Regions from separate parts of the Homo sapiens genome. Here region 2 is linked to region 1. The links are chromatin contacts, found by Hi-C or POLR2A ChIA-PET in ENCODE. All regions are on one chromosome and are shown on one strand. Each heading gives the region's core, a stretch centred on a gene start or an enhancer-like site at or near the end of the contact. The rest is flanking DNA. Distances are from core to core; before and after follow the strand shown. Region 1 holds the start of GDPD5 (glycerophosphodiester phosphodiesterase domain containing 5). Region 2 holds the start of MAP6-AS1 (MAP6 antisense RNA 1).

Region 1 (4,042 bases), core at 1,374-3,873:
GAGGCTGCCGCTTAGCCCGTCTGGGTAACTTCCAGGGCACCTGGTATGCAGCTGGCACTCAAACAGTTCTACAAGCAAACTCAAAGGCCCTGGGGAAGTGGTTTTACCTCTCTGAGCTTCAGTTGCCCACACGAGACTGGGCCATTAATAACCTCCCCAGTCTTGGCAAGTACAACATGCCCCTTAGCACTTGACAGCCAGATGTGATGGCCCCACTAACTGAGCAGGTAACACACAGCCTGCCATAACCTATTTTAAAGTGGCACTTGGAACCATGGATGCATCAAGAGGTCACAAGTGACTCTGCAACCCTCCTCTGCTTCACTCTAGGTTCCAGGCTCTCTCCACGTCATGAAAGGAGATCACAGGTGTGAAATTATTTCATCAAAGAGCTTTGTTTAGACATAGAGATTATTGCGAGGATTTGAAGCCCCAGACAGAGGTCTGGGGTAGAGGGAATCCCAAGCCCCTCAGTCACCTTGTCTTTTGGGATCCCCTAACCCTTCCACCCCCAGGGATTGAGCTTCAGACTTCCACAGACCTCTCACCACGCTCCTCCACCTTCCAGGGGCTTTCCAAGGTGGTTTCCCCTTGACTCCAGGGAGTTGGGCATCTCTAGGGTTAACTAGGCCTAGCCAAGGCCACAGGGCCCAGACCAAGGCCATATCCCCTCCCCGTCCCCACACAGAATAAGAGCCCACAGAGTCCATGCCAAGGGCTCTTTCACAACACCCCTCTCCCTACATGCCTTGGGGGCAGCAGAAGCATCCCCTGCCTGGGAATAAAGACACCTGGGACTGTGCCCCAGCCCTGGGAGCCCCCAGCCTTGAGACCTTGAGCAGGTCCCTTCCTTCCTGGGCAGAGGTATCCTGCAGGTTCCCCTGCCCAGAAGAAAATGAGGTTGGACCTTCCATTTGGGCCAAAGGCAATGCGGTTGCAGGCATTCCTCGGGGCCCCAGCAACCAACCACACTAATTCTCACCACAGCCTCATACATGGTCGCCCAGATCTCACATCAGCGATAGGGAAAGCCCCAGCCACCTATCCAGAAGATCCTAACTGGGGAGGAGTGTGCATACCTTGAAGGATGCTCAGGAAGGTTTTCTCAAGTCTACTTGTGGCTCAAGGACTCACTGGCTTTAGGATCGGACAACTGGCACTCCCTTCGGGTGGGCCTCAGTGTCCCCATTAGTAATGTGAGGGAGGTGAGTCACGTGAGCCACATCTCCAGCCACCCCAGAGGGGCTACATCTCCAGCTCTGACAGACCCTTACTTGGGGATCTCTGCAGTGAATTCACCAACAGATAAGCACGTCTCAGGACCTCCAGAGTGTCTTAGAGACCCTGGAGTCTGACACACAAGGGCCAGGAGCTGCTGCTCTCACATCCTGGGCCCACAGGGAGAGAAGCTTTGGAACTGGGAAGCTTCCCACCTCTACCCTCAACTCTGAGTCACCTTTCCTCGCGGGTGACATGGCCAGGGAGCGGGAGGCAAGAAGAAGCCACTTCCTCAGCTTTAGCATCAGCGCTCAAGTGCTCTGCCTCTTCCCCCTCTATCCTCTCCCGCTTCCCCAGTCTCCTCCCCGCAGTGAAAGGAGGTCACTCAGCCCCGTTAAGCCTCAGTTTCTCCATCTGCAAGCGCCGATAATAATACACAACACCTATTTCAGGAGTAGCAGTGAGGCTTAGGCGGGGCGGGGCGGGGCAGGGCGCGAACCCGCACACAATGGGCGCTCAATAAGTACCCGTTTTCTTTCTTTCCCCTCCCCTTCCCGCGCCCCCTCCCAGCCAGTTCCAGCCTCTGCTTGTTTCCCCTGACACTCCCTCCGCTGGCCCCCGCGCTGCCGCGATGGGGTCGGGGACCGCTCCTGCCGCGCATCCGGGGCTCTCACCTGCAGCCTTGGCTCTCGCAGGCCGCCGGGACAGAAGGGGACCCCTGTGTTATCTTCGGGGCAGGCGCTGAACCCCTCACCTGAGGCGGGACGAAGGTGACAGCCTGGGCTCGCGGCACCAGCCCGGCGGTTCGGTCCGACTGTCCTGCCCGCCTAGGACCCCTCACCGAGCGCACGACCCGGCCAGGGCTTCCCGGGCGCTCGCGCTGTTCCAAGCTGTTCCAACTGAAGGTTGGGGTCTCGTGAAGCCAGAGGCTGGGGGGGTCCGGGGTCCCGTGCACCGGAGGCGAGGGCCTGGGGCCACACTGCGCTAGCCCTGGAGCTGGGGTTCCGACCCTCACTGACGGAAAGGCGCGGAGCGACCCTGCAACCACGGACCGGTACGGCGGCGTTAGGAGCGTCCCGTCCCGGCGCAGCGGGTCAGGGCCGGGGCTCCGCGCGTCCCGGCCGCACGCCCCGAACCGCGGGGCTGGGACGGGCAGGGCAGGGCAGGCGCCGGCGGGGAGGCGCGGCGGCCGGAGCCCCGCGGGGAAGTCTTTCCAGGTCCCGACTCGGCTCTCTCTGCAAAACGGGGCGAACCTCGGCGCGGCGGCCGACTCCCGAGCTCCCGGCCGCGGCTCCACTTCCTCCTCTTCCCCTGCTCCCTCGCCGCTCGCTCAGCGCCGCGCCGCTGCCACCTCCGCTGTCATCCCCGCCACCCACCCCCACCGGAGCCGCAGCCCGAGCTCAGCCGAAACAGCGCCGCCCAGCGCCCCAGCGCCAGCCTGCGCGGCCCCGCCCGGACGGGGCGGAGTCAGCAGAGACCCCGCCCCCGGCCGGCTGCGGGCAGGGGCGGGGTGCGCGCCCTCTCCCCTTCCCGGGCCTCGCGCGTGGGGCCGCAGGAGCCAATCCGAGGGTGGGAGCGGAGCGGCGCCCTGCGGAAAGCGGATTCTACCTCGGAGAGGGCGGGGCGGACAATGGAGAGGTGCGGCTGCAAGAGGACAATGGCGGGGCTGGGGGTTCGGAACGGGCCGAATCGGGGAGGGGGTTGGCCTCGGGACCCGGAAGGAGGGAGAGGCGAGAGGGCTGGCTTGCCTGGGACGGGGGCATGGGGACTGCTGTGCGGGGATTGCGGGGGTCACGGGGAAGGAGCAGGGGCCAGTGTAGGAAAAGAAGCCGGGGCGAGGCAAGGTGGAGGATATCCGGGGTCAGGGGTCCCAGGGACGCTGGAGCGAGCCCTCCTGAGTGGTGGGATGCCACCGACACCTTGCTTCTCCCTAGCTTCTAGTGCTCGGCGCTCAGAGGTGAGAGTTGGGCTGGGAAGTGTTCAGATTTCAGGAAACGGTGAAAAATAAGTTTTTGGAAATGAGCGAATTTGTCTTCCACAAGCCTCCCTTCCCTGCGCCCATCCCCGAGGAGGAGCGTCGTGGTCAATTTTAAAAATACGAACTCAAGAGCAGAGTTGTGTGAGGACACACACTTCGAATCGTGATGCATCTGCAGTCCGCTCCCGCCCCTTCCCACCCCGCGCGTTGGGTGCAGGAGCCGTCTTTATTTTCTATTTCATTTTATTTTGAGACAGGGTCCCGCTCTGTGGCCCAGGCTGGAGTGCAGTGGCACTATCACGGCTCACTGCAGCCTCGAACTTCCAGGCTAAAGAGATCCTCCCACCTGTGCCTCCGGAGTAGCTGTGACTACAGGCGTGCACCACCACATCTGGCTAATTTTTAAATTTTTTGTAGAGACAGGGTCTCCCTATGTTTTCCAGGCTGGTCTCGATCTCCTGGGTTCCGGCGATCCTCCTGCCTCGACCTCCCAAAGTGCTGAGATTATAGGTGTGAGCCCTGTGCTTGGCCAAGGAGCCGTCTTCAGTGTGTGCACAGGACCAGGCGCAGAGAAGGTGTTGGAGGGAACTGATGTATGAATGAAAGTTGAATGTGTGCCGCGGGGGAGTGGGGTAGGGACCATGTGAAAGCCGCTAACTGGCCTGGGGAGCTAAGGGATGTTGGTGGCACAGTACAGTCTCTTTGTAAACCTCACACCAACCTTATGTTGTGATAGGTACCCCATTTCACAGATGAGGACTCAGCACAGAGAGGCTAAGTGACGTTCCCGAGACCACACAGCTGGCACAGAGTTCTATCCACCCATCATTATCAAATTCTAGGGTA
Region 2 (3,718 bases), core at 888-3,387, 57 kb after region 1:
AGACTCCATCTCAAAACAACAACAACAACAAAAAAAACTAATTTCGCGCCTATGAAAAAAATTCCAACATACATGACAATTAAATAATAGTACACATAGCTGGGCACGGTGGCTCACGCCTGTAATCCCAGCACTTTGGGAGGCTGAGGCGGGCAGATCCTGAGGTCAGGAGTTCAAGACCAGCCTGACCAACATGGTGAAATCCTGTTTCTGCTAAAAATACAAAAATTAGCTAGGCGTGGTGGTGTGCGCCTGTAGTCCCAGCTACTCGGGAGGCTGAGACAGGAGAATCACTTGAACCTGGGAAGCGGAGGTTGCAGTGAGCGGAGATTTCACTACCACACTCCAGCCTGGCCGACAGAGTGAGACTCCATCTCAAAATAAATAAATAATAGTACCCATCACAAAACTTCAATATGTAACGACATTTTGCCCATTTTGTTCAACAGATTCTAAATCCATATTGCAGGGAAGCCGTTATGGTCTCTAACCCTGTTAACTCTTCATCCTTGATGTCTTCCCCAAGGTGACATTCCTTTCTAGTTTTCTTCTGACTCCTCTGCTGCTTTAGGGCAGCCTCCACTTGGGGGCTCCTTCTTTTGCCTGTCCCCTGAATGTGGGTGTTTCCCAGCGCTCTGACCTGACCCCATCCGTCTCTCGCTTTCCACACTCCTGCTGGGTAAACTCACCCTCTCTCATAGCCTTTTTACCTTCTGTGGGTTGGCGAGGCTCACATTTCAATGAGGTCTGCATCTCCGCCTTCAGCTCAGACCCTTTTCCCAGTCTCAGACCACCATGTCCAGAAGTCTGGACACCAAATTGAGTCCATCCTCCTGCCAAAACAAGCTGTTTCCTGGATTCCCATTAATCCACACAACAATAGAGATCTACTCATATTTATTAGATACCAATTTTTATGTAAGAAAAAAATGTAAGATTCTGGAACAAGCCAAAGAAATTACTGCTACATGAAAAAGATGGACAATAACAAGTGTTGGTAAGGATGTGGAGAAACTGGAACCCTCCTACACTGTGGGTGGGAATGTAAAACAGTGAAGCCCTGGCCCACCCAGAACCAGAATAAACGCCGTAGAGGATTTTTCCCCTTTTCCCCCCACTTCAAGAGATGGGCTCTTGAGCACAGTAGAATGATCAGAGCTCACTGCAGCCTTGAGCTCCTGGGTTCAAGCCTCAGCCTCCGAAATAGCTGGAACTACAGGCATGCACCACCACACCCAGCAGAGGATGTTGAACTGATGGCCCAAGGTGGAGAGGGAGTGAAAGTGCAGGTGCTTTGATGGATGAGGGATGGAGTGGCTTCCCTCCGGGAATGAAGGTGTGCAGAAAGGGCCACGCGCCTGCGGGCTGGGTTGCAGGGCCTCTGAGGGATGGGCTCAGATGTGGAAGCTATAGGAATGCCTGGGCAAACTGGGCAGAAATACCACAACCTGGGCAGGCTTTGGGAGGTCCCCAGCCAAGCCCTAGGGAGAGGGAGAGGGGCTGCCAGCCCCCCGGCTTGGGCTCAGGGAAGCCATAGTGATTCTTCTCAGGATGGCCTGAACCTCCTGGAATTGTGATAAGCCCCAAAGACAGGATGAGGCTCCAGGAAAATGACTAATATCAGATTTCCTGTCAACCGTGGCAACGAGAGAAGGGGGCTCCCAGTCTATTTAATTAGATTTACCAAAATAAAGACGTGGCATTTCTTACACCTGAGTGCCATGCTGTGATGCATAGACTGAATTACAAATTGTGAGATGGGTGAGGTAAGAGGGGGTGGCCATAGAGATAGTGAAAAGTGGGCAAATTTGCTATTTAGCAGGAAGGCCAGGCAGGTCTTACTGATAGTTTGGAAGCTGAGGGTCGGAGACTGGTACTGAAAAGGATTTCCCGGTTTCTGGCTGAGAACTGGGTCAACCCGAGTGCATTCCCACCCACTTCCTCTAGACCATCCATCCACTCAGCGGCACAGACTCCCGAAAGTGTCGCTCCAGTCCGAGTTGGCTCCTGTCCCTTGTCCACATAGACCGTCTCCCCGCTCCCCCAATATGGCACAAGGTGCCTAGGCCGTGTGGGGCGTCGGCAGGTATCACGGGTGGGGTCCATTGTGTGAGGACTAACATCGCGGCCTTTCCCCAGACCAGCCACCGGGGACTCCAGAGAGGCCTCGGCCCAGCTCCCGGAAAGGGTCTCCCAGCCAGGCCTTCTAGCGGCCCAAAGCGGGTAGGCAGAGCGCAGATACCGGGGCCTCTTTCGCCCACCCTCGCCAGGGCACTATCCTTCCCACCGGCCCGATCCCGCGTCCCGAGGTCTCGCGGGGCCAGGCTGCACGGGCGGCGGAGCCCGGAGCCCGGGGCGGGGCCGGAGATGAGCCTGCAGGCGGGGGGCTGTGCGAGTGCGCGGGGACGGGGGCTGCTGTTTCCGAGCCGAGAGCCCTGGTAGCGGGGCTCTGTGGGCGGAGACGCCCTCCCGAGCCTGGGCATCTTCGGAGTGGGACTCTCGGGTCGGAGTTCCGCCGCCGGCCCATCCAGTTTCAGCGGGTCGCCTTTGCCTCTGGGCCGGGTGGGGAGCCTCCCATTCCAGAGACCCCCCGACTCCCTGCCCCTCGCGGCGTAGGGGCGCCCTTTCTGCGGCGCCGCGGGGCCGTCCTCTCCCCTCCCCGGGCGGCTGCAGCAGGGGCGCGGGAGCCCGCGGACTGCGGGGTTGCGGTCGCCCCTGCTTTGTGAGTTCCCGCAGCTGGGAGGAAGAAGGAGAGGAGGGAGGAGGGAGAGGTGGGGAAGGGGACGCCGCGGGAGACTGGGAAGTGGCTGCCGCAGGGAGGAGCTAGGCCTCGAGTGAAGCCTGCTTGTAAGAAGGGCCAGGAGAGTCGGGTGCGCCCCCGCCCTCCCTGCCCCACCCCAAGATGGGGACCCAGAGCCCCTCCTCCCGCACTGGGCCTTCTTTCTGGGTAGTGGAGGGCTGGACTGGACTGAGCTGGGAAGGCCTGCAGCTCAGAGGCGCTGCTCTGTGCGTCAGGACCGGCTTGCAAATGAAGATGTTGAGGGGCTGGCTCTGGGCTCATAGCAGAAACTGCCAGATCTAGCGGCCACCCCTCAGTCCTCATCTGCGCCGGCCCTCCCAGCTTTCGACCCGGCCTCACTGTCTCCTGATTGAATCACTCCGGGCACCACAGTTCCCTGGTTCCTCCTTACAGCTCCGGGCCAGCCCCTCTGAACTTTTTCTGGGCGATTCTCTCTGACCTCTTAAGTCCGCAACGCTTGGAACAGGACCCACATCTCTTTCCATTCTGACACTCTCTGAGGGAGCGCAGCGTCCTTCATGTGGGGCTTGTGACCATCCTCCCCCCAGCCCCAGGGCAGCTGACTACCAGGCCCTGTTTCCAGACGTCTCTTCAGAGGTCAAGCCTTGGTAGCCAGTGGCCTGGACATCTGCCCCCGGGTGTCTCGGAGGCCCTCAGGGAAACCTTGTTCTGCTTCTCAGAGATGGCGCCACGGTTCGCTTGGCCTGTGGAAACGTGTGTGTCATGGGACCTGGTGTGTGGGTCAGAGGAAGGACTGGGAGGAGGAGGAAGGTGTCCACATGCGATTTTTTTTTTTGAGACAGAGTCTCGCTCTATCGCCCGGGCTGGAGTGCAGTGGCTAGATCTCAGCTCACTGCAATCTCTGCCTCCCAGGTTCAAGCGATTCTCGTGCCTTAGCCTCCCAAGTAGCTGGGATTA

The links. Hi-C counts contacts between places; a loop is a spot of excess contacts on that map. ChIA-PET counts read pairs that join two places held with the same protein, here RNA polymerase II (POLR2A). Pooled maps may share reads with other maps.
Region 2: a loop to region 1 is called in a map of CD8-positive, alpha-beta T cell, with 2.8 times the contacts of the local background. The contact joins the promoter of MAP6-AS1 here to the promoter of GDPD5 in region 1. A Hi-C loop is called at or near these places in 7 of 168 maps with a recorded cell type or tissue (CD4-positive, alpha-beta memory T cell, CD8-positive, alpha-beta T cell, DLD1 and 4 more), 5 of 37 single-sample maps with no recorded cell type and 9 of 50 pooled maps. POLR2A ChIA-PET finds 5 or more read pairs at or near these places in 7 of 52 experiments (BJ, H1, HEK293 and 4 more).

The regions. Positions count from the first base shown.
Region 1 is chr11:75,523,318-75,527,359 of GRCh38, forward strand. GDPD5 (glycerophosphodiester phosphodiesterase domain containing 5) reads right to left here and starts at 2,624. Exons shown (of 17, transcript NM_030792.8): 1 at 1,893-2,624. RefSeq lists enhancers at 1-47, 1,975-2,475 and silencers at 2,322-2,841, 2,892-2,951.
Region 2 is chr11:75,581,059-75,584,776 of GRCh38, forward strand. MAP6-AS1 (MAP6 antisense RNA 1) reads left to right here and starts at 2,138. Exons shown (of 2, transcript NR_145823.1): 1 at 2,138-2,223. RefSeq lists silencers at 2,156-2,265, 2,276-2,425 and an enhancer at 3,172-3,718.